2 separate regions of the Homo sapiens genome follow, and region 1 is linked to region 2. The links are chromatin loops, found by intact Hi-C in ENCODE. Cell type or tissue: HepG2. All regions are shown on one strand. Each heading gives the region's core, and the rest is flanking DNA. Links, peaks and the distances in the headings are about the cores only.

Region 1 (15,012 bases), core at 4,194-12,193, 120 kb before region 2:
CTCCGGGTTCAAGTGATTCTCACTGCCTCAGCCTCCCGAGTACCTGGGATTACAGGCGCATGCCACCAAACCTGGCTAATTTTGTGTTTTTATTAGAGACATGGTTTTTTCCTGTTGGTCAGGCTGGTCTCGAACTCCTGACCTCAGGTGATCCACCCCCCCTTGGCCTCCCAAAGTGCTTGTATTACAGGCATGAGCCACCGTGCCCAGCCACTTTCTTTTTTATTTATTTATTTTTGAGATGGAGTCTCACTCTGTCACCCAGGCTGAAGTGCAGTGGCGCAATCTCGGATCACTGCAATCTCTGCCTCCCAGGTTCAAGTGATTCTCCTGCCTCAGGCTTCTGAGTAGCTGGAACTACTGCCACCAAGCTCAGCGACTTTTTTTGTATTTTTGGTAGAGACAGGGTTTCGTTGTGTTGGCCAGGCTAGTCTCGAACTCCTGACTTCAAGTGATCTGCCTATCTCGGCTTCCCAAAGTGTTGGGATTACAGGCGTGAGTCACCATGGCCAGCCCTCATTTCTTTCAAGAGCCAATCTAAAGAGTACACTTTCAGAAAATCTCAGGTTGGTTTTTTTTTTTTTGCAAGAGAACTTATGCTAATTTCCCCTTTACTTTTATTTTCTTATTTTGTTTTTGTTTTAATCCACTCATCTACACACTGATCCCCTTTATTTTTAGATATGCACAAGGGATACAGTTGGGCCAGCATCCCCTCATTTTTATTCTTTGTTAAAGGTCTCCCTGTCTTGTCTCCATAACTAAATTGCACAGCAACTGTGACTTCTCCGTGTTTGGTTTCCCCACAGCAGATGGCAAAGGTTATTGAGAAGTTTTTACTGAAGAAAGGTATAAAGTAGGTATGGTGGAGAATAGAAGGAGATAGGACAATTCCAAAGTCATAAAGGTCATTCCAGACTGATTGGTGATGTGCAAAATGTCTCTGTTTTGTTTGTGATGTGGCTGGGATGAAAGAGGTTTTTTTTTTTTTGTGACCAGGGCTGGGCAGGGACAACTTCCTGTCTAGCACCTTCACACATACCTTCAGAGACCATTTCCTCCATCTTCCTTTTGTCCTGGGGAGCTCCCTTAGAATATGTGTCCACTTCTTGTCACTTTGAGTTGATGCTTTATAGACTCCTTGAAGGAAAGTTATAGGATGAAAATAGAAATAGAGCATCAGGGATCATTGTGTTGGGGATATCTTTAAGACATTCTAGAGTTTTAAAAGGTTCCATTTTGTAGATAATTCCTTGATCCTTTTTTTTTTTTTTTTTTTTTTTTTTTTGCAACAGTGTCTCGCTCTGTCACCAGGCTGGGGTGCAATGGCACAATATTGGCTCACAACAACTTCCACCTCCCGGATTCAAGCAATTCTCCTCCCTCGGCCTCCCAGGTAGCTGGGACTACAGGCACAAGCTATCACGCCTAGCTAATTTTTGTATTTTTAGTATAGACGGGGTTTCACCATGTTGGCCAGGATGGTCTCGATCTCTTGACCTCATGATCTGCCCTCCTCGGCCGCCCAAAGTGCTGGGATTACAAGTGTGAGCCACTGTGCCTGATGATCCTCTCTTTCTTGCTGGCTGAATATGCCAACCAAGGTGATTTTCTAAACACAAAGAGAAAAAATGCTGGGTTCCCCTGCCCGGGTTACCTGTTTCTTTCTCTAGTTATTAATGGTGCAAGCTTCTGTTCATCCTCACCTGATAGAATACAATGTAGTGGAAAAGCACAGGATATTTACATGAAAATAGATTTGGGGTGTTCAGTCCCCTGCAAGATGCTTGGTCCAAGAGAATGAGTTATTCACGTAGTAAATAACTAAGCCAGGCCGGGCACAGTGGCTCACACCTGTAATCTCAGCACTTTGGGAGGCTGAGGCTGGTGGATCACCTGAGTTCAGGAGTTTGAGACTAGCCTGGCCAACATAGCGAAACCTCATTTCTACTAAAAATACAAAAATTAGCCAAGCGTGGTGGCACACGCCTGTAATCCTAGCTACTCGGGAGGCTGAGGCAGAAAATCACTTGAGCCTGGGAGGCAGAGGTTGCAGTGAGCCGAGATAGTGCCACTGCACTCTAGCCTGGGCAACAGAGTGAGACTCCGTCTCAAAAAAACAAAACAAAACAAAACAAAAACTAGGCCCTTGCCACTAATCCTGAACACTGGGTACTGAAGGGAGTTGGGGTGCGAGGAGGATCTAACAGATTTCTAGAATTCCTTTGGGAGCTTGAGCTTGACAAGTGTTGCAAGACCCAAAGGCCATGACTGAGAGTGCCCAGGGCTGAGACATGAAGCAAAACCCAGGGTAAGTAGGCATCTCATTAGGCAAGTCTAATTTAGCATCTTTCACATCATTTTTTGTGTGATTTTTTAAAAAACTATGTTAGAGAATTACAGTGGTGCTGCTGCTGCTGCTGCTGTTGTTGTTGTTTTTCTTGGAAAGAGTATAAGATGTTGCCTTGGTTGAATTTGGAGGAAAAGGAAGAAAAAAATATGAGTGCAAGATCTGAGTGGTCACATTTTTTTTTCCTCTGGGTATTAAGAAATAAGGCAGGGCCAGGTGTGGTGGCTCATGCCTGTAATCCCAGCACTTTAGGAAGCCAAGATAGGCAGATCCCTTGAGCCCAGGGGTTTGAGACCAGCCTGAGCAACATGGCAAGACCCCATCTCTACAAAAAAATACAAAAATTAGGCAGGTGTGGAGGTGTATGCCTGCAGTCCCAGCTACTTAGGAGGCTGAGGTGGGAGGATCATTTGAACCCAGCAGCTGGAGACTGCAGTGAGTCATGATTGCACCCTTGCCCTTTAGCCTGGGTGACAGAGTGAGACTCTGCCTAAAAAAAAAAAAGAGAGAGAGAGAGAGAAAGACACAAGGCAGGACATTATGCACCTGGCATCCTTCAAAACCTTGTTACAGCAATAGCGGTGGGCAAGCATAGATGTCCTGACACTGAGGGCCTCAAAGTCAACATAAGGATGTGCATTTGGGAAGCCCAGGTAGTGAAAGGAAAAGGCAAATAAATCCTGTCCCCTCCTGCTCCCTGGCCAGGTCCACACAAAAGAGTCCATTAAACTAATTGGTGACAAAACTCCCAGCAGGGTTAGGTTTCTCCAACTTTCCCTAGAGGAGGATCTCAGATGGCCTCCTTCTGGCTCAGGGGAGCCAGGTCACAGTGACCCCTGGGGATGGGGGCCAGACCATGGCCTGGGAGCTGGAAAACAGCTCAGGCAAGTCATGCACCTTCTTTCTGAGTTTCCCCATCTGGGAACTGAAGGTCTTGGCCTAGAAACTCCTTTCAGCTCTAATTCTGTGTGTTTACACAAACTTTACAAAACAAAACAAAAAAACAAAAGCTCGCTCTAGGAAAACTGTTAACATTTATTAGATATCTACTACCATGTGCCAGCCACTTCACACTAACTCGTTGAATCCTCACAATCTAGGTATACTGGTATACAGGTATACTGTTTGCCCATTTTATAAATGAGGAAATAAGGTTCAGGAAATGCAACCAAAGTCATTACAAATAGGCAGTCATGTAGTTGGCCTTCACACTGAGGTCTGTCTGGGTCCGAAGTTCATTTCTTTCCACCACTCAGCCTCCCTATCTCCTTTATTTCTTTACCACTTTCAATTACAAGTCACTGACTCTGTCAAACATGCTAGGAAGGACAGTTGAAGCCATGCTGCACTCCCCTCAGCCTTCAGTCTCTGCTCTCCAACCTTTTTTTTCTTTTTTCTCGCTATCTCGCCCAGGCTGGAGTGCAGTGGTGTGATCTCAACTCACTGTAACCTCTGCCTCCTGGGTTCAAGTGGTTCTCCTGCGTCAGCCTCCGGAGTTGCTGTGACTATAGGCATGAGCCATCACACCTGGCTAATTTTTGTATTTTTAGTAGAGATGGGGTTTCACCATGTTGGCCAGGCTGGTCTTGAACTCCTGACTTCAGGTGATCCACCTGCCTCGGCCTCCCAAAGTGCTGGGATTACAGGTGTCCAAGCAACGTTGTTCTCTGGGCCATGCTGTATTTTGACTGCAAACATGGGTTGAACCCTTGCTTTGGGCCAGATGCTGTGCTGAGCAACTCCCATGCTCCTGCAGTATCATTACCACCCTATGAGATAGTCACCATGGTCAGCCCCACTGCACAGAGAATAGAACAGATCCAGCGAGCTCAGAAGCTGCACAAGTCAGATGGATTCCTTAGGCTCAGGGAACTTCCATCTGGGAAGTAAAGGTCTTGCCATATGCACTCATAGTGGGTAGTACGTTTTGTACGCTCATCTAGACCGATATCCCCCCTAATCCATGGCTCTGGGCAGCATCATGGAGTTTCTCTTTCATAATCCTGAAAGAGCAACCTGGGGTGGGGGAATTTTGTTCCCACACAACACGCTTGTGTATTGTTATAATTTATTAAATAACTTGTTGTATGACTTTATAATAAAAAGTTATTTATTTACTTGAGACAGGGTCTTGGTCTGTTGCTAAGGCTGCAGTGCAGTGCTGTGATCTTAGCTCACTGTAGTCTCAAACTCCTGGACTCAAGCGATCTTCCCTCCTCAGCATCCCAAGTAACTAGGACAACAGGCATGCACCACCACACCCAGCTAATTTTTAAATTTTTTATACAGATGGGGGTCTCACTATGTTGCCCAGGCTGGTCTAGAACTCCTGGGCTCAAGCCATCCACCCACCTCAGTCCCCCAGAGTGCTGGGATTACAGGTGTCAGCACCACGCCTGGCCTATAATGAGAAGGTTTTATTTTTATTTTTATTTTATTTTTGAGACGGAGTCTTACTGTGTCACCAAGACTGGAGTGCAATGGCACCATCTCGGCTCACTGCAACCTCTGCCTCCCAGGTTCAAGTGATTCTCCTGCCTCAGCCTCCTCAGTAGCTGGGATTACAGGTATCTGCCATCATGCCCAGCTAATTTTTGTATTTTTGTAGAGACGGGGTTTCACCATGTTGGCCAGGCTGGTCTTAAACTCCTGACTTCAGGTGATCTGCCCGCCTCAGCCTCCCAAGTGCTGGGATTACAGGCATGAGTCACAGAGCCCAGCTGAGAAGATTTTTTAATACTAAAAATAAGATATAATTTATTATAAAGACAAAGATAAGTTCTCATATCAAATAAAAGGAGAGAAAATTTCAGGGCCAGGTAAACATTTCAGATATTAGTCCCTCCTCTTCCTCCTGTGTTACAAAAAAATAGTTTGTTTTGTGAGAGGGGGAAAATCAGTAATTGGACCAAATAAAAAGTTTTTACAAATTCATTCACCCATTAAAAAATATATTGTTTTGCTTCCTGTACTAAGTTCAGTGGAGAATAGAAAAATGCATGAGCTTTCATCCCTACCCTCAAGGAATCTACCATCTCACCAGGGAGGTGACTAGAACACGATCATTTGAATAAATGCAGAAGTAAGGCTAGGCACAGTGGCTCACCTCTGTAATCCCAGCAGTTTAGGAGGCTGAGGCTGGAGAATGGTTTGAGTTTAAGAGTTCAAGACCAGCCTGAGCAACATAGTGAGACCACTGTCTCTCCAAAAAAAAAAAAAAAAAAAAAAATTAGCTGGACTTGGTGGTGCACACCTAGAGTCCCAGCTACTTGGGAGGCTGAGGTGGGAGGATCATCTGAGCCCAGGAGGTTGAGGCTGCAGTGAGCTGTGATAACACCACTGTGAGATCCTGTCTCAAAAAAAAAAAGCATGCATGGAAAAATTGAGACTCGGTGTAGGGGCACATCAGAAAGAGAAGGCAGTGCTTCAGTTGGATGCAGGAGATGGGAGGAGAAAGGGAGTGTGGAGAGGGGAGGAGAGGGGGCATGCATGCTGGAGGGGCACAGGGAAATGGAGGCTGGATAAGGGGATTGTTTTGGGGAGGTAAATCTGGACACATCAACTGGAGTCAGATTGGGTCTTTTTTTTTGAGACAGAGTCTTGCTCTGTCACCCAGGCTGGAGAGCAATGGCACCATCTTGGCTCACTGCAACCTTGGCTTCCCAGGTTCAAACAATTCACCTGCCTCAGCCTCCTGAGTAGCTGGGATTACAGACATGTGCCACCATGCCTGGATAATTTTTTCATTTTTAGTACAGATGGGGTTTCACCATATTGACCAGGCTGGTCTCGAAGTCCTAGCCTAAGGTGATCCGCTCACCTCGGCCTTCCAAAGTGCTGGGATTACAGGCATGAGCCACCACGCCCGGCCCAGATTGGGTCTTTAATGCCTAAGAAATGTGGACTAAACTGATGGCTGCTGTGTGTTTGTGGGTTTGTGGAGTCATGGTGCTAAGCAGCTAAGGAAGGCCACACAAGGGAGACAACTGGAAGAATGCAGAAGTGTTGGATGGCTGCCAGTCCCACTGCAGGGAAAGGCAACTGTAGAGGAAGAAAGAGAACAGGGTGAGGGGAGGCTGGGTGCCTGTGAAATGACTCCACTTCACTCCTCCTTGGGAAGCCTGCTCTCCTTTCCCTGGTCGCGGAGAGGCAGCTGCAAGATGCGAGTATTTACTGGAGAGATGAACAGAAATGCTTTACCTGTCCTATAAAGCTATTTCAGGACATGGATTCAGCAAAGATACAGCTTCCATCTTTTCATTTTAGTGAATTTCAAAGTCATATTTCCTTCTACTTTACTGGACATATTGGAGTGACACAAATCTGAGATTCATAGAATTTTAAAATGTTAGAGCTGGAGAAACTTCTATGTTTATAGGATATCTCTACAAACCCTTATTTATTTTTTATTTTATTTTTTTGAGACAGAGTCTTACTCTGTCACCCAGGCTGGAGTGCAGTGGTGTGATCTTGGCTCACTGCAACCTCCACCTCCCGGGTTCAAGTGATTCTCCTGCCTCAGCCTCCTGAGTAGCTGAGACTTCAGGTGTGTGCCACCATGTCTGGCTAATTTTTGTATTTTTAGTAGAGATAGAGTTTCACCATGTTGGCCAGGCTGGTCTCAAACTCCTGACCTCAGGGATCTGCCCACCTTGGTCTCCCAAAGTGCTGAGATTATAGGCGTGAGCCACCAAGCCCAGCCTACAAACCTTATTTAACATCTGACTTTCAACATTTGAATTTGAAGTCCTTTAAAATTGGGTAATGTTTCTTATAATCCTAGGAGGGAAAAGTAAGAGCTTTCTTTTCTCTTTGTTTTCTTCCTCCTTTTAATAAAAACAAATAGACAAAACTGTTTGTTAGATGGAACTTAAGAGAACTTTGTCAAGAGAGAACTTCAAGACGACCTGGAATATCTTTTTTTTTTTTTTTTTTTAGACAGAATTTCCTTCTGTTGCCCAGGCTGGAGTACAGTGGCTTGATCTTAGCTCACTGCAATCTTCTCCTCCCGGGCTCAAGCGATCCTCCCACCTCAGCCTCCCAAGTAGCTGGGACTACAGACACGCTTCTGAGCTCAAGCCATCCAACCGCCTCGGCCTCCCTAAATGCTGGGATTATAGGCATGGGCCAACCATGCCTGGCCAGCCTGGAATATTCTACGTTGACCTCACACACCACCCTTCCCAAAGTGGACTCAAATGCTAGAATCTGCCCTTACTGCAAAGAGAGAGAGGGCTTATCAGTCACTTTCATGAGTCACCCAGGCTGCTGCACATACTAACTATCCAATATGCAGCAACAAATCAGAAGCAGGCCAAGGTTCATGGCATACACACTTGAGCAATCCTCAGAGAGAGGCTGCCAGAAGCCACATGCATTCTACCCCCTCAGCGTTCCTCTCATCCGCCCTTCCTCATCAGCGAGGTGGCTTCCTTGGGGTCTTTCAGAGCTCAAGCGTGGGTGACATCCAGGAAGTGGGCTCTGCCCTTGAGCTCCCAGTGCAGGCCAGGAGCCTCCCTTCTCTAGTCCTGCCCCTTCCTTGGCACTCACACAAGGATTTTGTGACCTCCCTCTGCACCTCCTGAACACTAATTACAGGTGTGTGTCTACACACATGACTACCTCAGAAGCTACAGGACAGCCTCTGTGCACAGAATTCCTTAGGTAAGGGCGAGGGCACAATTGCACAAGCCTTGCCTCGGCCAAGTTTTCCACTAAAAACAAATTGTTACTTGGCAGCCAAAGCAATTAGGCCCAGTTCAGGAAATTATCTACCCCCGAATAGAGCACCAAAACAGTCTGGGACCACCAGCCTTCCCCACCGTCTTCACATGTGGTTCAATAGAACTGAGCAATGCATGTATTTGTTCACAACAATTTATGCAAGAGTTGGATTCAGGAATAAGCAGCTCAAAAATGTATTTATGGCTAACAAAATTAGATGGTTAGAGAAAGATGGGTGGTAGATGTGATGTTCTCAGAGTTAGTTAATTAGCATTACTAGTTTTCGAGCCCTACACTCTTCTTTTTTTTTTTTTTTTTTTTTGAGACAGAAGTCTCCCTCTGCCACCCATGCTGGAGTGCAGTGGCACGATCTTGGCTCACTGCAACCTCTGCCTCCTGGGTTGAACCGATTCTTATGCCTCAGCTTACCAAGTAGCTGGGACTACAGGCATGCACCACTACACCTGGCTAATTTTTGTATTTTTAGTAGAGATGGGGTTTCACCATGTTAGCCAGGCTGGTCTTGAAATCCTGACTTCAAGTGACCCACCAGCCTCAGCCTCCCAAAGTGCTGGATTATAGGCATGCGCCACCACACCCGGCCTTCTTATTATTATTTATAAGAAACCCCACCTTTACTAAGAGTACAAAAATTAGCTGGGCATGGTAGTGCACACCTGTAATCCCAGCTACAGGGAGGTTGAACTCGGGAGGCAGAGGCTGCAGTGAGCCAAGATTGCACCACTGTACTCCAGCCTGGGCAACAGAGTGAGACTCTGTGTAAAAACAACAACAACAAAAATTCTGAGAGGTGAGGGGACAAAAAGGGAGATGAAAATCAGATCCCAGAAGTACAAGCACATGCAGATGTGGAAGCGTGACAGTGCCGATACGAATCCCTGTGGAGAGTGCCCGTGGATGCATATGGGGAATAATAAGAGGTGAGTTCAGGGACAGTCCTGCAGACCATGCTACAGAGCTCCTGTTTTATCTTATGGGTGGGGAGCCATTCAAGAGTGTAAGCAGACAAGCAGGTTTGTGTCTGGGCAAGAGCATTCTGGATGCTAAATCCACAAGGGGTTGGAGAGGGGCACCATCAGCGTCAGGGAGACCAGACAGCCTGTAGCAGTGACCAGGTGAGGGATGATCTGGGCTTTGGTTGTAGCTTGGGTGTAGACAGAAGAAGGTAACCTAGAGGTACATTGTGGGGATAAAATCCATAGGACTAGCTATGGATTGCATATAGGAGGTGAGCAAAAAGGAAAAATTAAAATACTTAAGTGGGCCAGGTGCAGTGGCTTACACCTGTAATCCTAGCACTTTGGGAGGCCGAGTTGGGTGGATTGCTTGAGGTCAGGAGTTTGAGACCAGCCTGGCCAACATGGCGAAACCCCATCTCTATTAAAAATACAAAAATTAGCTGGGCACGTTGGCGCATGCCTGTAACCCCACCTTTTTGGGAGGCTGAGGCAGGAGAACTACTTGAACCCAGAAGGCAGAAGTTGCAGTGAGCTGAGATCATGCCACTGCACTTCAGCCTGGGTGACAGAGCAAGGCTCCGTCTCAAAAACAAATCAAAAAACCAAAAAAACAAAAAAAAAAACACTGAAGTGTCTTGCTTGGGCACTAGGTAGATGCCATTTGTGATGATGGTGCAATGGACTGCATGTTTGCATCCACCCCCCAAAATTCCCAATATGATGGTAATAGGAGGTGGGGCCTTTGAGAGGTAATTAGGTCGTGAGGGTGGATCCCCCCACGAATGAGATTAGTGTCATAAAAGAGACTCCAGAGAGCTCCCTTCAGCCCTCTTCCCACCTTGTGAGGACACGATGAGAAGTCGGCAGTCTGCAACCTGGATGAAGGACTTCACCAGAATCCTACATGCTTGGACCCTGATCTCAGACTTCTAGCCCCCAGAACTGTGAGAAATATATTGCTGCTGTTTATAAGCCACCCAGTCTAAGGTACTTAGCCATAATAGCCCAAACTAAGACAGATATAAAGACTGGGGAGAAGGGTGGAGGGTGTGCTCAGGATGAATTAGGAAAAATCCATCGTTAAGCCTGGAATGCTTACAGGAAACTTAAAATATGCCTGGGGCAAGCCTAGAGAACAATTTAGGAACACTCATGCTTGCCCAGGACCAGACACTGTATTATCCACCTCAAAACTCTGTGTCCTGCGTTTTCCTTTTAGATAGAAAACAAAACCAAAACCCCCCAAAATCCTTTGTGGTTCCCTTTTGCCTAAGCATGGGTTTTAACCTGGATGTGCCCCTGAATCACATTTGAGCTCTCTGGATGCATATCACTTCTTATCTTTTTTTTTTTTTTATACAAGGTCTTGCTCTGTCACCCAGGCTGGAGTGCTGAGGCGCTATCATGGCCAGGCTAGAGTGCAGTGGCGCGATCTCCGCTCACTGCAACCTCCGCCTCCTGGGTTCAAGTGATTCTTCTGCCTCAGCCCCCCAGTAGCTGGGATTACAGCCATGCACCAGTATGTCCAGCTAATTTTTGCATTTTTAGTAGAGGCAGGGTTTTACCATGTTGGCCAGGCTGGTCTCAAACTCCTGCCTTCAAGTGGTCTGCCTGCTTCAGTCTCCCAAAGTGCTGGGATTACAGGCAAGAGCCACTGCACCCGGCCAATTAAAAAATTTTTGTTTCCTAGAGATGGGGTCCCTATGTTGCCCATGCTGGTCATTTAACTCCTGGGCTCCAGTAATCCTCCTTCCTCAGCCTCCAAAGTACTGGGATTATAGATGTGGGACACTGTGCCTGGCCACACCTTTTATCTAAAGGGCTGGGCCCTCTTCTACATGTAGGACACAGAATCGGCCCTGGGTAGGCTGGTTGCACCTGGCAGTTTTTCAAGTACTGTTTATATATTTAAAATTTTCTGTTTGCAAAAGCAATGTATACACATTGTAAAAATTCAAATCATGTGGAAATGTAAACACACACACACACTCCAAAAAACAAAGAACAACAAAACAGAAACCAGGAGTCCCTCCTAAACCCCACTCGCCTGCCCCCACACCTCCCATCAAGGTTTGTTCTTTTTTTTTTTTTTTTCAGTTGAGACAGTCTCACTCTGTTGCCCAAGCTGGAGTGCAGTGGCGTGATCTCAGCTCACTGCAACCTCTGCTTCCCAGGTTCAAGCAATTCTCCTGCCTCAGACTCCCCAGTAGCTGGGATTATAGGCATGCACCACCACGCCCAGCTAATTTTTGTATTTTTAGTAGAGACGGGGTTTTGTCATGTTGGCCAGGCTGGTCTCGAACCCCTGACCTCAGGTGATCTGCCTGCCTCGGATTCCCAAAGTGCTGGGATTACAGGCATGAGCCACCGCGCCCGGCCTAAGATTTGTTCTTAATGTGATGGTGTAATTGGCCAGATCTGGATCTGAAATTGATGCATCCTTTCCGAATCATACTTGTGGGTTGCCAGCAAACAGCCTTGCATGGGAAACTCCCCTTCCTGAGTCACTTGGGGGAAAGCTGAGATGGCCTGAAATTCTAAGAAGGTGTAGGAACTGCAGTGTCAGGAGGGGAAGACTGCAAGACTGCCAACTTGCTGAAATGTGCACAGGGCCAGCCGCCAGGACCATCCCCTCAGTACCCCTGAGCCAGTTAGGAAGTCTGCAACTACTCTACTTACTTTCATTTTTAAAAATCAACACTTCAATTATTTTTATATAAGTAAAATTTTTTTTTAGACACAGAGTCTTGCTCTGTTGTCCAGGTGAATGCAGTGGTGTGATCATAGTTTACTGCAGCCTCAAACTCTTGGGCTCAAGCAAGTCTCCTGTCTGAGCCTCCTGAGTAGCTGGAATTACATTCATATGCCACCATGCCCGGCTAATTTTTTAAACTTTTGTAGAGATGAAGTCTGGCTATGTTGCCCAGGCTAGTCTCAAACTCCTGGGGTCAAGTGATCCTCCTGCCTTGGCCTTCCAAAGCTCTGGGATGACAGACATGAGTCAGTGTGTCCAGTTGTCAATTATTTTAAAATATACAATGGCTGGGCGCAGCAGCTCATGCCTGTAATCCCAGCACTTTGAGAGGCCAAGGTGGGTGGATTGCCTGAGGTCGGGAGTTCGAGACCAGCCTGGCCAACATGGAGAAACCCCACCTCTGCTAAAACTACCAAAAAAAAAAAAAAAAAAACAAAACTAGCTGGGCATGGTGGTGCAAGCCTGTAATCCCAGATACTCGGGAGGCGGAAGCAGGAGAATCACTTGAACCTGGGAGGTGGAGGTTGCGGTGAGCCGAGATTGTGCCACTGCACTCCAGCCTGGGCAACAAGAGTGAAACTTCATCTAAAAAATATATATATATACACAAACAATACATGCTCATAGAGTATTGTATATTTTGGGCTCTGTCGCCCAGGCTGGAGTGCATTGTCACGATCTTGGCTCACTGCAACCTCTGTCTCCCGGGTTCAAACGATTTTTCCGCCTCAGCCTCCCGAGTAGCTGGGATTACAGGCACCCTCATCGTGCCCAGCTAATTCTCATATTTTTGTAGAGACAGGGTTTCACTGTGTTGGCCAGGCTAGTCTTGAACTCCTGACCTCAGGTGATCTGCCCACCTCAGTCTCCCAAAGTGTTGGGATTACAGGCGTAAGCCACCGTGACCAGCCTAGAGGTGCTATCTTAGCTGAAATCTGAACAATGAGTAGGGTTAATCAGGCAAGATGGAGAGTGTATTAGGAACAGGAAACTATAAAGTGCAAAGACTGGAAGGCAGATAGAGGATGGCCCACTGAAAAAATGGAAAGAAATAGTATTTGCAAGAGTTGAAGGACGTATCAGCTAAGCCTTTATACTTTCTCAAGTCAGACTGCCTGGGTGCAAATTCTAACTGCTACTCACTGACTGTATGACCTCAGGCAAATTTCATAACCCCTCTGGGCTCAGCTCCCTCATCTATAAAATGGGCTGGGTTATTTAATCTCCTTCATAGAAAATATACATATATATATTTATTTTCTTTTTCTTTTTCTTTTTTTTTTATTTTTGAGACCGAGTCTCGCTCTGTCACCCAGGCTGGAGTGCAGTGGCGCAATCTTGGCTCACCGCAGCCTCCACCTCCTGGGTTCATGTGATTCTCCTGCTTCAGCATCTCGAGTAGCTGGGATTACAGGTGTGCGCTACCATGCCCAGCTAATTTTTGTATTTTTAGTAGAGACGGAGTTTCACCATGTTGACCAGACTGGTGTTGAACTCCTGACCTCAGGCAGTCCTCCCACCTCAGCCTCCCAAAGTGTTGGGATTACAGGAGTAAGCCACTGCACCCGGCTTTCATAGAATTTTAAATGAGACAGTGTAGGTGAAACTGCTTAGAATAGTGCCTGGCTCATGGTAAGCACAAAATAAGTCTTCGTTGTTTTTTCTTCAAGTTTTATTAAACTTGAACTGACGTGAAAGTCTAGGGTTGGGGGCACGAGGTGAAACTAGAAGGCAAAGCTGAAGAGGGAAGCACAGGGCGGTTCTTGAAGGGCCTTCTTTTTTTTTTTCAAAGAACAAAAATGTGATTGGGGTTATTTATTAGAAGAGCTCGCCAATTCATTTCATTTTTTTTTTTTTTTAGTATTTATTGATCATTCTTGGGTGTTTCTCGGAGAGGGAGATTTGGCAGGGTCATAGGACAATAGTGGAGGGAAGGTCAGCAGATAAACATGAGAACAAGGGCCTCTGGTTTTCCTAGGCAGAGGACCCTGCGGCCTTCCGCAGCGTTTGTGTCCCTGGGTACTTGAGATTAGGGAGTGGTGATGACTCTTAACGAGCATGCTACCTTCAAGCATCTGTTTAACAAAGCACATCTTGCACCGCCCTTAATCCATTTAACCAGGAGTGGACACAGCACATGTTTCAGAGAGCACGGGGTTGGGGGTGAGGTTATAGATTTAACAGCATCCCAAGGCAGAAGAATTTTTCTTAGTACAGAACAAAATGGAGTCTCCTATGTCTACTTCTTTCTACACAGACACAGTAACAATCTGATCTCTCTTTCTTTTCCCCACATTTCTCCCTTTTCTATTCGACAAAACCGCCATCGTCATCATGGCCCGTTCTCAATGAGCTGTTGGGTACACCTCCCAAAAGGGGTGGCGGCCGGGCAGAGGGGCCCCTCACTTCCCAGACGGGGCGGCTGCCGGGGGGAGGGGCTCCTCACTTCTCAGGGCGGCCGGGCAGAGACGCTCCTTACCTCCCAGACGGGGTGGCGGTCTGGCAGAGACACTCCTCAGTTCCCAGACGGGGTCGCAGCCGGGCAGAGGCACTCCTCACATCCCAGACAGGGCCGCGGGGCAGAGGCGCTCCCCACATCTCAGACGACGGGCGACCGGGCAGAGACGCTCCTCACTTCCCAGACGGGATGGCGGCCGGGAAGAGGCGATCCTCACTTCCCAGACTGGGCGGCCGGGCAGAGGGGCTCCTCACATCCCAGACGATGGGCGGCCAGGCAGAGACGCTCCTCACTTCCCAGACGGGGTGGCGGCCGGGCAGAGGCTGCAATCTCGGCGCTTTGGGAGGCCAAGGCAGGCGGCTGGGAGGTGGAGGTTGTAGCTAGCCGAGATCACGCCACTGCACTCCAGCCTGGGCAACATTGAGCACTGAGTGAGCGAGACTCCGCCTGCAATCCCGGCACCTCAGGAGGCCGAGGCGGGCAGATCACTCGCGGTCAGGAGCTGGAGACCAGCCCGGCCAACACGGCAAAACTCGGTCTCCACCAAAAAATACAAAAACCAGTCAGGCGTGGCGGCACGCGCCTGCAATCCCAGGCACTGGGCAGGCTGAGGCAGGAGAATCAGGCAGGGAGGCTGCAGTGAGCCGAGATGGCGGCAGTACAGTCCACCTTGGGCTCGGCATCAGAGGGAGACCGTGGAAAGTGGGAGACAGAGACGGGGAGGGAGAGGGAAACGGGGAGGGAG
Region 2 (15,012 bases), core at 4,760-12,759:
ATTAATTTACACAAAGCAATTTTACACAATTATTTGTGTAATTAATTTACACAAATTTGTGTAATTTGTGTAATTAATTTACACAAATTAAATTTACACAAAACAGAAGAAAAGAAATAATAAAAACCAAAGTAAAACTCAATGAAATTGAAAATAGGAAATCAATAGAGAAAATCAATGAAACTAAAGGGTGGGTCTTTGCAAGACCGATAAAATTCATAAGCCTCTAGCCAGACTAGGAAAAGAGAGCAGACACAAATGACTAATATCAGAACTGTAATTCACTACAGATGAATTAAAAGAATAAATTCATGAGTTAAAAGAATAAAAAATAATATTATGAACAATTCTATGCCCACCAATTTTATGATCTAGATAAAATACACCCATTCCTTGAAACATATAATCTGCCAAGCTGCAATGGAGCAAAGATAGTCTTTTCAACAAATGGTGCTGGAATAACTGAACATCCACATGTCAAAAAATGAATCTAGGCTGGGTGCAGTGACTCATACCTGTAATCCCAGCACTTTGGGATGCTGGGGCAAGAGGATCCCTTGAGCCCAGGAGTTCAAGACAAGCTTGGGCAATATAGTGAGATCTTGTCTGTACAAAAAAAATAGAAAAAGTAACCAGTTGTGGTGGTGCATACCTGTGGTCCCAGCTACTCGGGAGGCTGAGGCAGGAGGATTGGTTGAGCCCAAGAGGTCAAGGCTGCAGTGTGCTGTGATTGTGCCACTGTACTACTACCATCTGGGTGACAGAGTGAGACCCTGTCTCAAAAAAAAAAAAAAAATCTAGACACAGAACTTATACTCTTCATAAAAATTAACTCAAAATGGATCATAGACCTAAATGTACAAATGCAAAACTATAAAACTCCTAGAAGATGACATAGGAGAGAACCTTGATGGCCTTGAGTATGGCAATGAATTTTTAGATGCAACACCAAAGACCTGATCCATGAAATAAATAATTGATAAGCTGGACTTGATTTAAATTTAAAAACTTCTGCTCCATGAAAGACAATGTCAAGACAATGACAAGACAAGCCAGAGACTGGGAGAAAATACTTGCAAAAAACATATCTGATGAAGGACTATTATCCAAATATACAAAGAACTCTTGAAACCCAACAATAAGACAATGAATAATGCTATTTAAGAATGGGCCAATGGCCTTATCAGATACTTCACAAAAGGAGACATACAGACAGCAAATAGCATATGAAAAGATGCTCCACATCATATGTCATCAGGGAAATGCAAATTAAAACAATGAGATACCACTATGAACCTATTAGAATGGCCAAAATCCAGAACACAAACAACACTAAATGCTGATGAGGATGTGGAACAACAGAAACTCTCATTCACTCCTGGTGGGAATGTAAAATGGTACAGCCATTTTGGAAGACATTTTGGCAGGTTTTTATAACACTAAACATCATCTCACCATTTGGTCTAGCAATTGCACTCCTGGGTATTTACCCAAAGGAGCTGAAAACTTATGCCCACACGAAATGCTGCAATAGGCCAGGTGCAGTGGCTCAGGCCTGTAATCCCAGCACTTTGGGAGGCCAAGGCGAGAGGATTGCTTGAGCCCAGGAGTTCGAGACCAGCCTGGGCAAAACAGCTCAACCGCATCTCTACAAAAAAGTTGAAAAATTAGCTGGGTGTGGTGGCGTGCACCTGTAGTTTCAAGTACTCAAAAGGCTGAGGTGAGAAGATCGCTTGAGCCTGAGAGGTCAAGGCTGCAGTGAGCCATGATTGCACCACTGCACTCCAGCCTGGGTGACAGTGTGAGACCCTGTCTCAAAAAAGCAAAAAAAGCTGCACACAGATGTTTGTAGCAGCTTTATTTATAACTGTCAAAATTTGGAAGCAACCAAGATGTCCTTCAGTAGTGAATGGATAAATAAACTTTGGTACATTCAAACAATGGAGTATTATTCAACATTAAAAAGAAATTAGCTATGAACCCACAGAGAGACATGGAAGAAATTTAAATGAACATTATTAGGTGAAAGAAGCCAATCTGAAAAGGCTACTTACTGTATGATTCCAACTATATGACATTCTGGAAAAGGCAAACCTATGGGAGCAATAAAAAGATCAGTGGTTGCAGCCGGGTGTGGTGGCTCATGCCTGTAATTCTAGCACTTTGGGAGGCCGAGGCTGGCGGATTGCCTGAGCTCAGGAGATTGCCTGAGCTCAGGAGTTTGCCTGAGCTCAGGAGTTCGAGACCAGCCTGGTCAACATGGTGAAACCCTATCTCTACTAAAATATAAAAAATTAGCCAGGTGTGGCAGCGTTTGCCTGTAGTCCCAGCTATTTGGGAGGCTGAGGCAGGAGAATCGCTTGAACCCAGGAGGCAGAGGTAGCAATGAGCCGAGATCACACCACTGCACTCTAGCCTATACAACAGAGCGAGACTCCGTCTCCAAAAAAAAAAAAAAAAAAAAAAAAAAAAAAAGATCAGTGGTTGCTAGAAGTTAAGGGGAGGGAAAGATGAACAGGGGGAGCACAGAGGACGTTTGGGGCAGGGCAACTCCTCTAATGTGTGGTACTGCAGTAGTGGACACGTGGCATTATACATTTGTCAAAACCCATAGAATGCACAATACCCAGAATGAATTCTCATGCAAACTATGAACTTTGGGTGATGGTGTGTGGAGGCAGGTTCATCACTTTTAATGAATGTACCAATCTGTTGGGGGATGTTGATGGTGAGGGAGGCTGCTGGGCATGTGTGGGAACAGGGTGTATATGGGAACTCTCTGTACTTTCCATTCGATTTTTCTGTGAACCCAAAACTGTTCTAAGAAATAACATTTACTAATTTAAAAATTTTTTAAATGCTGGGCCTGGTAGTGCATGCCAATAGTCCCAACTACTAGGGAGGCTGAGGCAGGAGGATTGCTTGATCCCAGGACTTTGGGTTCAACCTGGGCAGCATAGTGAGACCCCTGTCTCTAAAGACAAAACAAAGTTCAAAAAAAAAAAAAAAGGCAGAGGAATGCCAGGCAGTTTTCCTTCTTGCCTCCCAGCACTCAGCAGTCACCCATCTCGGCTCCCTGGACTACCTGGGGCCATGTTGTTCATCCCAGCAATGCGGAGGGAGGCCTGCTAAGCTCAGACCTTGGGAACCTGGATAAATAAGGCTCAGCTGCTCTCAGGGCGTTCACAGTCTAGTGCGGCTGTTCTCAGCCTGGTTGTACCTTACAGTCACAGGAGGAGATTTAAAATTGTCCCTGCCCAGGCCATACTCCAGACAGCTGAATCAGAATCTCTGGGGGTGGTAGCCGGGCACAGTGGCTCATGTCTGTAATCCCAGCACTTTGGGAGGCCGAGGCAGCCAGATCACTTGAGCTCAGGAGTTTGAGACCAGCCTGGCCAACATGGTGAAACCCCGTCTCTACTAAAATTACAAAAATTAGCTGGGCATGGTGGTGCACACTGGTAGTCCCAGCTACTCGAGAGGCTGAGGTGGGAGGATTGCTTGAGCCCAGTGGGCAGCGGTTTCAGTGGGCCAAGATTGCACCACTGCACTCCAACCTGAGCAACAGAGTGAGACTCCATTTAAAAAAAAAAGCTGATTTAAAGTTCCTCCAGTGAGAAAGACTGACTGGGGGAGAAACAGAGCTATGAACAAGCAGATACAACCCACGGAAGAGTTCCTCAGGTGACATCGCTGAGGGCTGGTAACGTGGCCTGGGAGCTACGGAGAAGCTGTTCTGGAGAAAGTGATTTAAAGGAGGAGTCGGAGCATGTCAAGCAAAGCAGGTGGAGTGGAGAGATGTCCCTGCAGAGGGGACAACAGGTACCTAGGCCAGGAGGAACAGGGAGGGCCTATAGTCTACACTAAGGAATTTGGACTCTACCCCAGGTAAACGGGGAGCCATTGGAGGCTTTTATTTATTTATTTTTTTCCTTTGAGATGGAGTTTCACTCTTGTTGCCCAGGCTGCAGTGCAATGGCGCGATCTCTGCTCACTGCAACCTCTGCCTCCCGGGTTCAAGTGATTCTCTGCCTCAGCCTTCCGAGTAGCTGGGATTGCAGGCTTGCACCACCACCATGCCCAGCTAATTTTGTATTTCAAATAGAGACGAGGTTTCACAATGTTGGTCAGGCTGGTCTCAAACTCCTGACCTCGGGTGATCCACCTGCCTTGGCCCCCCCAAAGTGCTGGGATTACAGGCATGAGCCACCATGCCCAGCCCATTGAGGGGCTTTAAGCAGAGGAAGAATGTGGCCCACTAGGGAGCATGTTGGAGACTGGCTTGCAGAGGCCAGGCTGGGAACCTCGAACTTTAGGCTTGGAACCAGCTCTTCGAACTTGGAGCTTGGAACCAGCTCATTCCTCCATTGATTGCTTGTTTCCAAACTTAACTGAAATGTTGCAGGCAGGACCATCGGTGTCCCTTGGCAAATAGTACGTGCTCAGTAACCATTTCATCGTTGATGTTATTTGTCGACCAAGTCAATGCGATGCACAAAAATGTCCTAGTGGAAACAGGAAAGGGAGTACTAGAGAGGATGGGACTCAGTGCCTGATTCTTCCTGTCTTCACGTACCAGTCAGGCCCTGTGGAGCCACCATGGGTGACTCTGAGACCATCTTCCAAAGGTTGGGAGAGGGAATTTGGAGAGGACAGAGTGGTGAGGCAAGGGGGTCCCAGGTGGAAATCTGTACTCCCAGGAGTCAACCCCACCTACTATGGGGCTGGCTTATTCCCAGGAATTGACAGTTTTCTAGGGGCTAAGGTGGGAGACTCACCTAGGGGGGACCCCAATTTCCAGTCCTGCAGAAGGGAAGTGAGGAGCAGAGGTTGCTGGGAGTTTCTCGATCCACAGCGGGTAAAGTGGGGCCCAATTTCCCCACCAACAGCTTTACCCAGGGGCAGATGGGTGGGGTGCAGCGTTCAGAGGGAACCAGGCTGCTCTATGGAAAAGCCACCTGGAAAGCCCCAGCCCAGGCTTTGGGGTTGGGGGCCATCTGGCTGAGACAGCTCTCGAGGGAGGCCTGTCCTGACCCACAGGATGTGCTGTTTTCCCGGAAGAAGGCGCCTACCAACCCAAATAGACCAAGGGGCGGGGTGGGGAGCGAAGCAGTGCAGGCTGGGGTTGGGGGTGGTGGGGCAGGAAAAGATGTGTGGAGAGAAGGTGTATGGGCCTGCGTTGAATCCTGGGCCTGGACTGACTCCTTGGTGAGGTGGGGACTCAGCAGGACTTACGTGGATGTCACCTTGTTCAACAGGCACATGGCAGGTGGTGGAGCCATTGATAAGTGGGAAGCTTTTATTTGGCCCCAAGACAGAGTCTGAGTTTGTTGGCATTGCCCTGGAAACCCAGAGCATGCCCAGGATCCGGTGAGAAGATGCCCTGACTCCAGGCACAGCACTGAGGGGAGAGGATGACTTTCGGCTGAGGGTGGAGTGGCAGACACAGACACGAAAAAGTAAAAGGACAATGGAGAGGTCAGAAGGAGAGAGGAGTCTTGGGCTCCAAATGTAGAGGGCACTCAGGGGCAGGCCAGAGCCCTTCCCACTGGTGAGGCTTGGATGGAAGTCTAGAGCTGAATTCTAGCTCAGGGCCCAGAGTGCTAAAGACAGGCTCACCAGGGACTGGGCTGCCTAGGCTCCCAGCTCTAGGCTGAGCTTCCCCCATCTTGTGCAAGGGAAGAGCGAGGTGGCCCTGCCACCAAACTTCACCCAAGATGGAGCCACCAAAGACCTTAAAATCCACTCCCTGGCTGGGTGTGTTGGCTCACACCTTCAATCCCAAACACTTCGGGAGGTCAAGCCTGGACAATCCCTTGAGGCCAGGAGTTTGAGACCAGCCTGGTCAAGAAAGTAAGACTCCTATCTTTAGAAAAATTTAAAAAGAAAAAAAAAATGATCCAGGCAGAGTGGCCCACGCCTGTAGTCCCTGCTACTCAGGAGGCTGAGGTGGGAGGATTGCTCACCCTCCCCAGCCCAGGATTTTGAGACTCCAGTGAGCTATGACCTTGCCACTGTACTCCAGCCTGGGTGACAGCATGAGACCCTGTCTCTGAAAAAAATAATAATAAAAACAAGCCCCCTGCCTCCATGCTCCAGAGCAGGCCTTGGCTCCTGGATTCAGGTCCGCCAGGATCCCTAAGGGCTCCAGGGAAGGTGTCCTCATCTGGCATCCAGAGGGGCAACTTGCAGGGGCAACCAGACAGCTGGAAAGAGCGTGTTGGGTTTTGTTTTGGAAGGGTATATGGGAAGACAAGAAAAGGCCGCCTTTGTTTAGGAGGCTGGCCCTGGCTGGTGAGGCGTGCTCTCACTGGGCAGTGGCTGTCTGCCTTTTTGGGAGCAGCTGATGGACTGTCTGCAGGTGCTGCCCACCAGGCCTGGGGCGAGCTCTCCCCTCCCTGCTAATGCTTCCTAGGACTCCAATCACTCGGTATTTCAGCACAGTTAGGCCAGTCCTTCTCTTCACTGTTGGGGAAACTGAGGTACCACCACAATGTCACCAAGGGGATGCGACGGGATGAGTTGCTTATACATGTGATCAGGGCCTGATTTCCACTACTACCAACACTGCACAGAGGTCAGTGCGTCCCCACGGAATGCGGAGGTCAGGCCTGTGACCTTCCTTAGGAGCATGGGGTAAAATGAGGGGCTTTGTGTTTTCCAGGCAGAACTCTTCAGAGAGGCTTTGGCTTAAGAGGTGGGGAGAGGATGGACCCCACCCAAGGAGCTGAATTCCAGGAAGGTGGCAATTCTCCCCTTGGTGGAGACCCGGGACCCCTCACACCCAGCACCCGAGAGTGGCTGGGCCAGGGCGGCAGTGGTGTGACATCCCATGTCAACCTCAACACCCCTGTGGCAGCCCTAAGCACAGAGACATTTGTCTTCAAATGAACCATTAGTCTAACCAGGAGTCCCCGGAGGGGGACAGTCCAGAGGGGCCTGGCCCTGGAGAGCCTGCATGGAAAAGTCCTGGAGCCCTTGCAAGCCTTAGCATGGGGAAGGGGGCAAAATGTGGCTGGCACTGGTGTCTCTGCAACTTTGGCAAATGGGGGTTCCAAACAGATTTAATTTGATTTAGAAGATCAAGAAATGTGATTTAGAAATGCCAAGAAAACCACATTTTCACCTGGAGTGCCTCAGGTGGACTTGTGCCTATTGTAGGTATTTGACAAGGTTTCTTCTCTAGGTCAAGTAGTTTATCTCAGCCAGGCCTTGGCTCACATTGGCTCGTGCCCCCGAATGCCTCTCCCTCTGCTCCCAGCTCCACCCTGCCAGTCCTACCCAGCTTCCTCTGGGAGCCTTCCTTGCACCCTCAGATGGGATGGGTCCTCTTCCCAGGCATGTGGGTTCTCAGACGCAGGCAGAGCTGGTGCATCTGTCTTCATTCCTCTAAAGTACCCTTCACACCTCAGGGCTGTCCCACAGGCAATTCCCTCTGCCCTTGTGGAACTTATGAGACATCACTCAAATGCACATGTAAACAGCATGATGTCAATGTGATCACTGCAAAGAGGAAACCTCCACTCTTGCCCCATCCAAAGTACACTCCACACCTCAGAGCTGTCCCACCGGCAATTCCCTCTGCCCGGAATGCACCTTCCCAGAACTGGCTAACGCCAGCTCTGATGGCCCCAGCCAGGCCCCTAGGGAGTGAATGATCTTTCGGGTCATCCCAGCACCCAGCACCCAGCCTTCAAGTCTCTATCTGAGTCCTCAGATATCATGAAGTAGAGACAGGCCAGACTCAGTGTCCTTTTTACATTTCCGACCCACAGTAACGTGGAAGATAATAAACATTGTTGAAGCCACTGCTCTTGGGCGTAATTTGTTACACAGCAGTAGATGTGAGGGCCGACTCCCCACTCCTGCCCCTCCCTCTGTGAGATGCTCACAGCACCCTACTGGTTTCCTCTTTGCACTGACCACATTGTCACCATGCCTGTTTGCATGCATATTTGAGTGACGTCTCATTAGCTCCACGAGGGCAGGAACCTTGGCTGCTGTGCCCACTGTTTTGTCCCTAGCAGTGAGCACAGCATGGTGCCTGGCTCTGTGTTCAAAACATGAACCTTGAATGAATGAATGAATGAAGCTGGTAAGAGGCAGGAGCCTGTCTCAGTGACCTGGAGGTGGAATTTGAATCCTTCCTAGAACGTCCTGTCTCCTCCTTCTGGGAACCGGCAGGTGACAGTGAGTGAGGTGGTATAGGGGGCTGGAGGGGGAGAGAGTAGTAGGTGGCAGCCAAGGGTAGATCCCCACGGCCACCAGTGCAGGGAGGATTTCAGACTCTGATCCACTGGCAGCACTTCCTCCTCTTTGTCTCCTTTGGCCTCTTCTCATTGTTTTGGACACACCAGCTGCTTCCTGTGGCACACCTGGAGGATGGGCAGTGCTGTCCCTTGGCACCCTCCCACAGGCTGTGCTCTCACATCTTTCATGCCCACTCCCACAGGGCCCACATGTTTCTCCTCCAAGGAGACTCCCAGGTTACCCTGAGGCTCAGGCACCTGTTGGTTCCTGTTACTGCCCCAGGGCCCCTCATCAGCACTAGGGAAGCAGGCAGCGTGACGTCTTCAGGTCACTGGAAGTGAATATAAGTTGACTAAGACTCAAAACAACAAAATACGCAAACAACCCCCACCCCAAACTGCTTCCCTCTACCCATACCTTAGCAACCATCATCTGACAAGTAACAGACACGTTAGGTGACCCAGGAGGCACCTTTGCCGCCATCTCTCCTTGGAGGCGGTACCCTCCCAGGAGGCTCCCACCCAATTCCCTTGTCTTCTTGTCTCTGAGGCTTTTTCTGAGGTCAGGGGAGGGGGCGTCCTCCCCTCTACCCAGCATAACTTGGTTGGGTGCTGTGGCATGGACCTTGCTTGGGGTAAGGGAGTGCCCTGTGCCCTCCTGCCATCCCTAGTTCCAGGTTTCCTTTATTCTAATTTTCTAGCTTGATGAAAACGTTGGCATGTTTATAGGACCACGAATAAAATGCAGTGAAATTTACCTTTTGCATTCCCTGAAACAGTCAGCCTGTTTCCTGAAACAAGTTTCCTTGACCTTTGGACATTCCAGGAGTCACATTTCCCACCCCACGCTGCCCCCACCCACTGGCTAGCTGATCCTTCCACTGTGCTGGGCTAAGGCTATGCTTACGTTGACATCACTGAAACCCTACGTGCCAAGCTGTGCATAGAGGAAGGCAAAGTGTTCTAGGAAGCAACGGAATACAGGTGGTCCCTGGCGGCTCGGTCTGCAGGTGAAAAAATGCAGGTGGGGGTTGTTTTTTAGGGCTGTGTAGGGACTGATCTGGGAATCAGCCAAGGGAGCATAAAACCTGACACCACCTCCCATAATCTGGGTGCCCAGCACCCTCCATTTAACTCTGGCTTGGTGGAACCCCCTTGCACTTCCCTCCACAAGTGCCACTTGGGTCACAAGCCGCCATTCTGTTCATTCACCTGACAGTGCGCCCTTCTCCTGGTCCCTGCACCTCTGACACACACAGATGATGGTGAGTTGACTCCACCTGGTGGCTCCTTGGCCCAGGTTATCAGTGATGACTCAAGGCTGAGCTGCCTATTTCCTGGGAGGCGCTTCTTAGAAAGGAATAGGCCCTGTCACTTCCCAGGTAGCTTTCAGCAGCCCCTACCACCTCTCCCACCTACCTTCGACAGAGTTGCTTGCCAGCCTTCTCAGCTGGGGCTTCCTGGCAACTACACCTTGCCAGGGCTTGCAGCCCAGCAGCATGGCAGGGGCTAATGGCCACAGGGTTGTCATGGGAAGCACCAGAGGGCCACAGGATCCCTAGCCTGGGCCTGTCTCTAGGTAACCTCAGAATGCAGGCATGGAAGAGGATCAACCCCTTGTCGGGCAGCAGAGGAGACTGAGGCAAAGAGAAGAAACCTTTCTGATGTGCTCCTCCTCACTGGACCTTTCTTGTCCAGCTTCCCTTCCATGGCCCACACCAGGAGGCAGCAACTGGCTGGCTGTGCACAAGGATGGAAATGGATTACACCAGGGTGTGCACTGACCCAGGGACCATGCGTCCAAATGCTGGTAAGCCACCTATGAAGGATGCCCATGGGGTGGCATCAACTAAGCCAACCAGATTGGGACCAGACTAAAGAATATATGGGGACTAGGGGCTAGAAGCGAGAGGAGACAAGAGGGACCAGAGAGCCTGGAGCCAAGGCTGTTGCTGCCCCCAAACCACCTCAGGCACTGTGGACTGCCAAGTCCTGATGGGCCCCCAAACCACCTCAGGCACTGTAGACCCCAAGCCCTTACGGGCCCCCAAACCACCTCAGGCACTGTGGACCCCAAGTCCTTATGGGCCCCCAAACCACCTCAGGCACTGTAGACCCCAAGTCCTGATGGGCCTCAACCAGGCTCTCCCTGCGTCACTCTCACCCTCATCAGGGCTCCTATGTTGGCTACCCCCTGTCCAAATATATCTACCCACATTCGGTGTTTTCATTTTTTTTTCTGTAAGCTTTATAGTTTTACATTTAGACATGATCCACTTTTTTTTGTTTATTTGACACAGAGCCTTGCTCTGTCACCTAGGCTGGAGTGGATCTTTGCTCACTGCAACCTCCACCTCCTGGGTTCAGGTGATTCTTGTGCCTCAGCCTCCTGAGTAGCTGGGATTACAGACAGCTGGGTGGCTGTACTACCATGCCCAGCTAATTTTTGTATTTTTAGTAGAGATGGGGTTTTGCCATGTTGGCCAGGCTGGTCTTAAACTGCTGGCCTCATGTAATCCGCCACCTTGGCCTCCCAAAGTGCTGGGATTACAGGCGTGAGCCACTGCACCTGGCCATTATCCATTTCTATTTAATTTTTGTATATGATATGAATATAGGTGGAGGTTCATTTTTGGTTTATGGATTATATTAGTTTTCTGTGCTGCATAAGGACCACAAACTTAGCAGCTTAAAGCAATACACATTTATTTTATCACAGCTTCTGTGGGGCCAGGAGTCTCTGCACAGTTTGGCTGCATCCTCTTCTTAGAATCTCCCCAGGCTGCAATCAGGGTGTCCCTGGGCTTTGTTCTCATCTGGAGGCTTGACTGGGGAGAATCTGTTCTAAGCTCATTCAGATTGTTGGTGGGATTCATTTCCTTGCAGCTGGAGTACTGAGGGCTCCAGCTCCCTGCTGGTCACTCACAGCTCCTAGAGGTCTCCTACAAGTCCCTGTCACATGGACTTCCCAAACACAACTGCTTACTTAATCAAGCCAGCAAGGAGAGTCTGGAGTAGTCAGCTAGCAAGATGGAATCTTATATAATGTAACATAATCATGAAAATGACCTCCTGTAGCTTGTCAGGCTCTATTGATTAGAAGCAAATCACAGGTCCCACCCATACTCAAGGGGAGGGGTTCCACTAAGGTGTGAACACCAAAAGGCAAGGGACCCTGGGAGCCATCTAAAAGTGAGCCTGCCCACCATGTGGACACATTATTTGCTAAAAAGAATATCCGTTCTCCATTGAATTGTCATCACAGTGGGATTTCTTTGTTTGTTTTTGTTTTTTGAGACAGAGTCTCGCTCTGTGTCACCCAGGCTGGAGTGCAGTTGCACGATCTCAGGTCACTGCAACTCCCACCTCCCAGGCTCAAGCAATTCTCATGCCTCAGCCTCCCGAGTAGCTGGGATTATAGGTGTGAGCCACCATGCCCAGCTAATTATTTTGTATTTTTTAGTAGAGACAGAGTTTCACCATATTGGCCGGGCTGGTCTGCAACTCTGGCCTGAAGTGATCCGCCCGCCTCGGCCTCCCAAAGTGCTAGGATTACAGTCATGAGCTACTGTGCCCAGCCCACAGTGTTTTAAAAGAACCAGTCAATCATATTTGTGTGAGCCTATTTCTGGACACTGCCATCTATTCCATTGATCTTTGTGTCCATCCTTTTGCCAATAACATTATGTCCTAGGTGGGGTGCAGTGGCTCTTGCCTATAATCCCAGCACTTTGGGAGGCCAAAGCTAGAGGATTGCTTGAGGCCAGGAGCTCAAGACCAGCCTGGGCAACATAATGAGACTCCATCTCTACAAAAACAAACAAGCCCATAACATATTGTAGCTTTATAATAAATCTAGAAATCAGGCAGTGTGAGTTCTCCAACTTGGTTGTTCTTTTTCAAAATTATTTTTGGATATTTTATGTCCTTTGCCCTTCCATATACACTTTACAATCAGTTTGCAAATTTTCATCCAAAGAAGCCTGCTGGAATTTTTATTGGGATTGCTTTGAATCTATAAAAGTAATCAAAAAATTTGAGTCAAGATTTAAAAATTGATATGAGTTGACATGTTAACAACTTCAGATTTCTCATTTTTCTGGAAAATGGGAAGAGGGGGCACCACCAGGCCTGCAATCCTACAGGAAAACAACCAACTCCCCTCCTCCCTCCATGGCCACATGCTCAGTGCACCTGCGCTTCCCCCTCCCCTCCACCATGGGGACTCACACTCTCCTCTTCACACTTTGTTGCTGGCCTGGCCCTCTTAGACACTGGAGTTGGTGGCTCCTGTGTTAGCTTCTCTTGGCTCTGACTTTTGGTGGGGGGCTGGATGCTCTCCCTCCCACTCTTGGCCTGGCTAATGTCTTCTCATCCTTCAGAACTCAGGGCTCCAGGAGACCTTCCCATACCCAAGTGAGGTGAGGACTCCAGGCTTGTGATCTTGGAGCTCCCTGTGCTTATCCTCAGTCCTTGCCCCAGGGGTGAGGTGCTTGTTGGGGTGATCAGTAACTCAATGTCTGTCTCTCCCAGCAAGCTCCCTGAGGCCAGGAACCATGTCTTTCGGTCACTGCTGTATCTCCAGTGCCCACCATAATGTCTGGCTCATAGTACATGCTCAATAAATGTTCACAGGATAAATGAGCCCTTCTCCTAGGCTGTGGCTGATATCCTAGAAGAGTTCCTTCTGTCCTCCTAGCTCCCCACCTCACTCCCTTGGTCCTCTAGTTTGACGATGTTCCTGTGAAAAATGACCAAGTAGGACTCTCACGTTCCTGGCCTGGAAACTGCTAACTTCTAACAAGATAGATAAGCTCTTCAGCACCTAGGGCAGGCCCTGGCTGGACATGCAGGACACAGCCCCATGTGTTGCTCTGAGGGCTCTAGCTTCTTTTCTGGTCGCAATCATTTTAAGAAATTAAAGCATTATTTACATACATTAAAATGCACAGACCCTAATTGTTCGATGTTTTGACAGTTGTATACACCCATATAACCACCATGCAAAACAAGATATAGGACATTTCCACAATCCCAGAAAGTCCCTTCACGTGCTTCCCCTCCCCCCCACTCTCTGGCTGCCGTTCCCATGTAGTTTTGCCTGTTCTTGAAATTTATATAAATGGAGTCATCCAGTGTGTACTCTTTGTGCCTGGCTTCTTAAACACAACATAATGCCTGGGAGATTCATCCACCTTGCTGCATCTGCCTGTGCAGTCTGCATATACTGTATGTACTAGTCTGCGTATCTGTTGCATAGTATTCCATTGTATGGGTGTTCCACAGTTACATGATGCATTCACTTACCTGTTGCACACTTGGGTTGTTTCCAGCTTTGGCTATTAGGAACAAGAAGGCTGCTATTCACATTCTTGTGCAAGTCTTGTGTGTGTGTGTGGACATATGGTTCATGCTCTTAGGTAAATACCTAGGAATGGCACTCCTGGGTCATAGGGTAGATAGGTATGCCATTTTGTTTTCTAAGGCAGCCTTGGCTTATTCTTCCTACTGTTGACCTCCTCTCCTCTGGATGGAAGAGGAGATTCCAAGAATCAGGGCAGGTTGGAACTGTAAGAGCCTTCAGAGGTCAGCCCCCAGCTCTCATCCTGATATGGGGATCTAGGCTTATGAGGGCATGGCTCATCCACGATGCGCAGAGCCAGACCTGATAGGGCCAGAATGGCAACTGGGCCTAGACTCTGGCCCAGCAGAGATGGAGAGGGTGTCTGGATAGCAGTGACGGCAGTGGTGCCAGGCCTGGCTTCTGCAGATGTTGTCGGTGTTCCTGATACATTTGCTTCTGGCGTCAGCCAGGTTGGGAGGGTGTTTGTTCTTGCAAGTAAAAGTTTCTTGATGGAAACATGTAGAAGTTCAAGGTGCAGACCCTGCTCACTGCCCTGTACCCCAACCTAGTGGGAGTAATGGGAGATGCCAGCCAGCTGAGTGATTGAAGCCACAGCTGCACAAGGGCAGAAGCCATGCCGAGTTGCTCACAGCCATGTGCTTCCTGTGCCTGACTGAACACAGAAGCTGCCCAAAAAATGACAGCTGCACGGAGGGACAGTACAAGCTGCCAGAGGCTGATGTACTCAGGTGGGGCTCCACGGGAGACTTCCTGGAAGAGGGGGCCTGGAGCTGATGCTGAAGCACCGCCTCTCCCAAATCTCACAGTGCTCTCCTAGTCCTCCATGGGTTCACAGCCGCCCCATCCAGCAGCCGGGTGGGGACTCTCACGTATGTTCGCGCACTTGGACCCTGACACCCAGAGAAGGGAAGGGGCAAGCCCAAGGGAGTCCACAGCAGAGCTGGAACCAGAACTGGGCTGTGCTTGACTGAGAGGAGATGGCTGTGGGTGACACGGGGAGGGACATCCGCCCTCACTGCCCTATAACGACCCTCCAGAGAGCAGCGGTGCCTGGGCCTGGAAGTGTGAGTTTCCACTCTGAACAGATGGTTGCAATTACCAAGTGCAGGACGGGCAGGCGAGGAGCACACTCCCATAGAGGGAGCGGAGCAGAGGGCTGCAGAGACATCCCGAGCACAGGCCAGCTGGCCGCGATTCCTCCAGCACTCCAACTTCAAACATGAAACTGCCTTCTTTTTGCTACTTCTCTCCACCACCTGGGCATATGATTCTGACAATTTCATACAATTTTTAAAGAAAAGAAAAAAGCTCTATTTTTCTTGGAAAGCTGTGCCCAGTTGGTTTTCTATAGATTTGCTCTCTGGAGGTTCCCCTTGGCAGGAGGTCAAAGCCTTAGGG

Evidence for each region. Peaks named below come from ENCODE experiments on the same cell type or tissue, not always from the same donor. Only the 100,000 strongest peaks of a DNase experiment are listed, where the experiment ranks them.
Region 1: a loop joins it to region 2, with 7 times the contacts of the local background. A loop is called at or near these places in 3 of 110 quality-filtered maps.

The regions. Positions count from the first base shown.
Region 1 is chr16:48,402,528-48,417,539 of GRCh38, forward strand. No RefSeq gene overlaps it. Among named protein-coding and RNA genes, the nearest start is that of SIAH1, 25 kb to the left of the region's middle. RefSeq lists an enhancer at 13,677-14,464. In HepG2, for the core only: no CTCF peak of the experiment used is centred there; a DNase peak (open chromatin) is centred at 7,614; H3K4me3 peaks cover 339 bases; H3K27me3 peaks cover 339 bases.
Region 2 is chr16:48,517,160-48,532,171 of GRCh38, forward strand. No RefSeq gene overlaps it. Among named protein-coding and RNA genes, the nearest start is that of N4BP1, 86 kb to the right of the region's middle. RefSeq lists a silencer at 11,007-11,183. In HepG2, for the core only: CTCF peaks have their summits at 9,523 (motif pointing left) and 9,988 (motif pointing right); DNase peaks (open chromatin) are centred at 7,492, 9,112 and 9,512; H3K4me3 peaks cover 1,030 bases.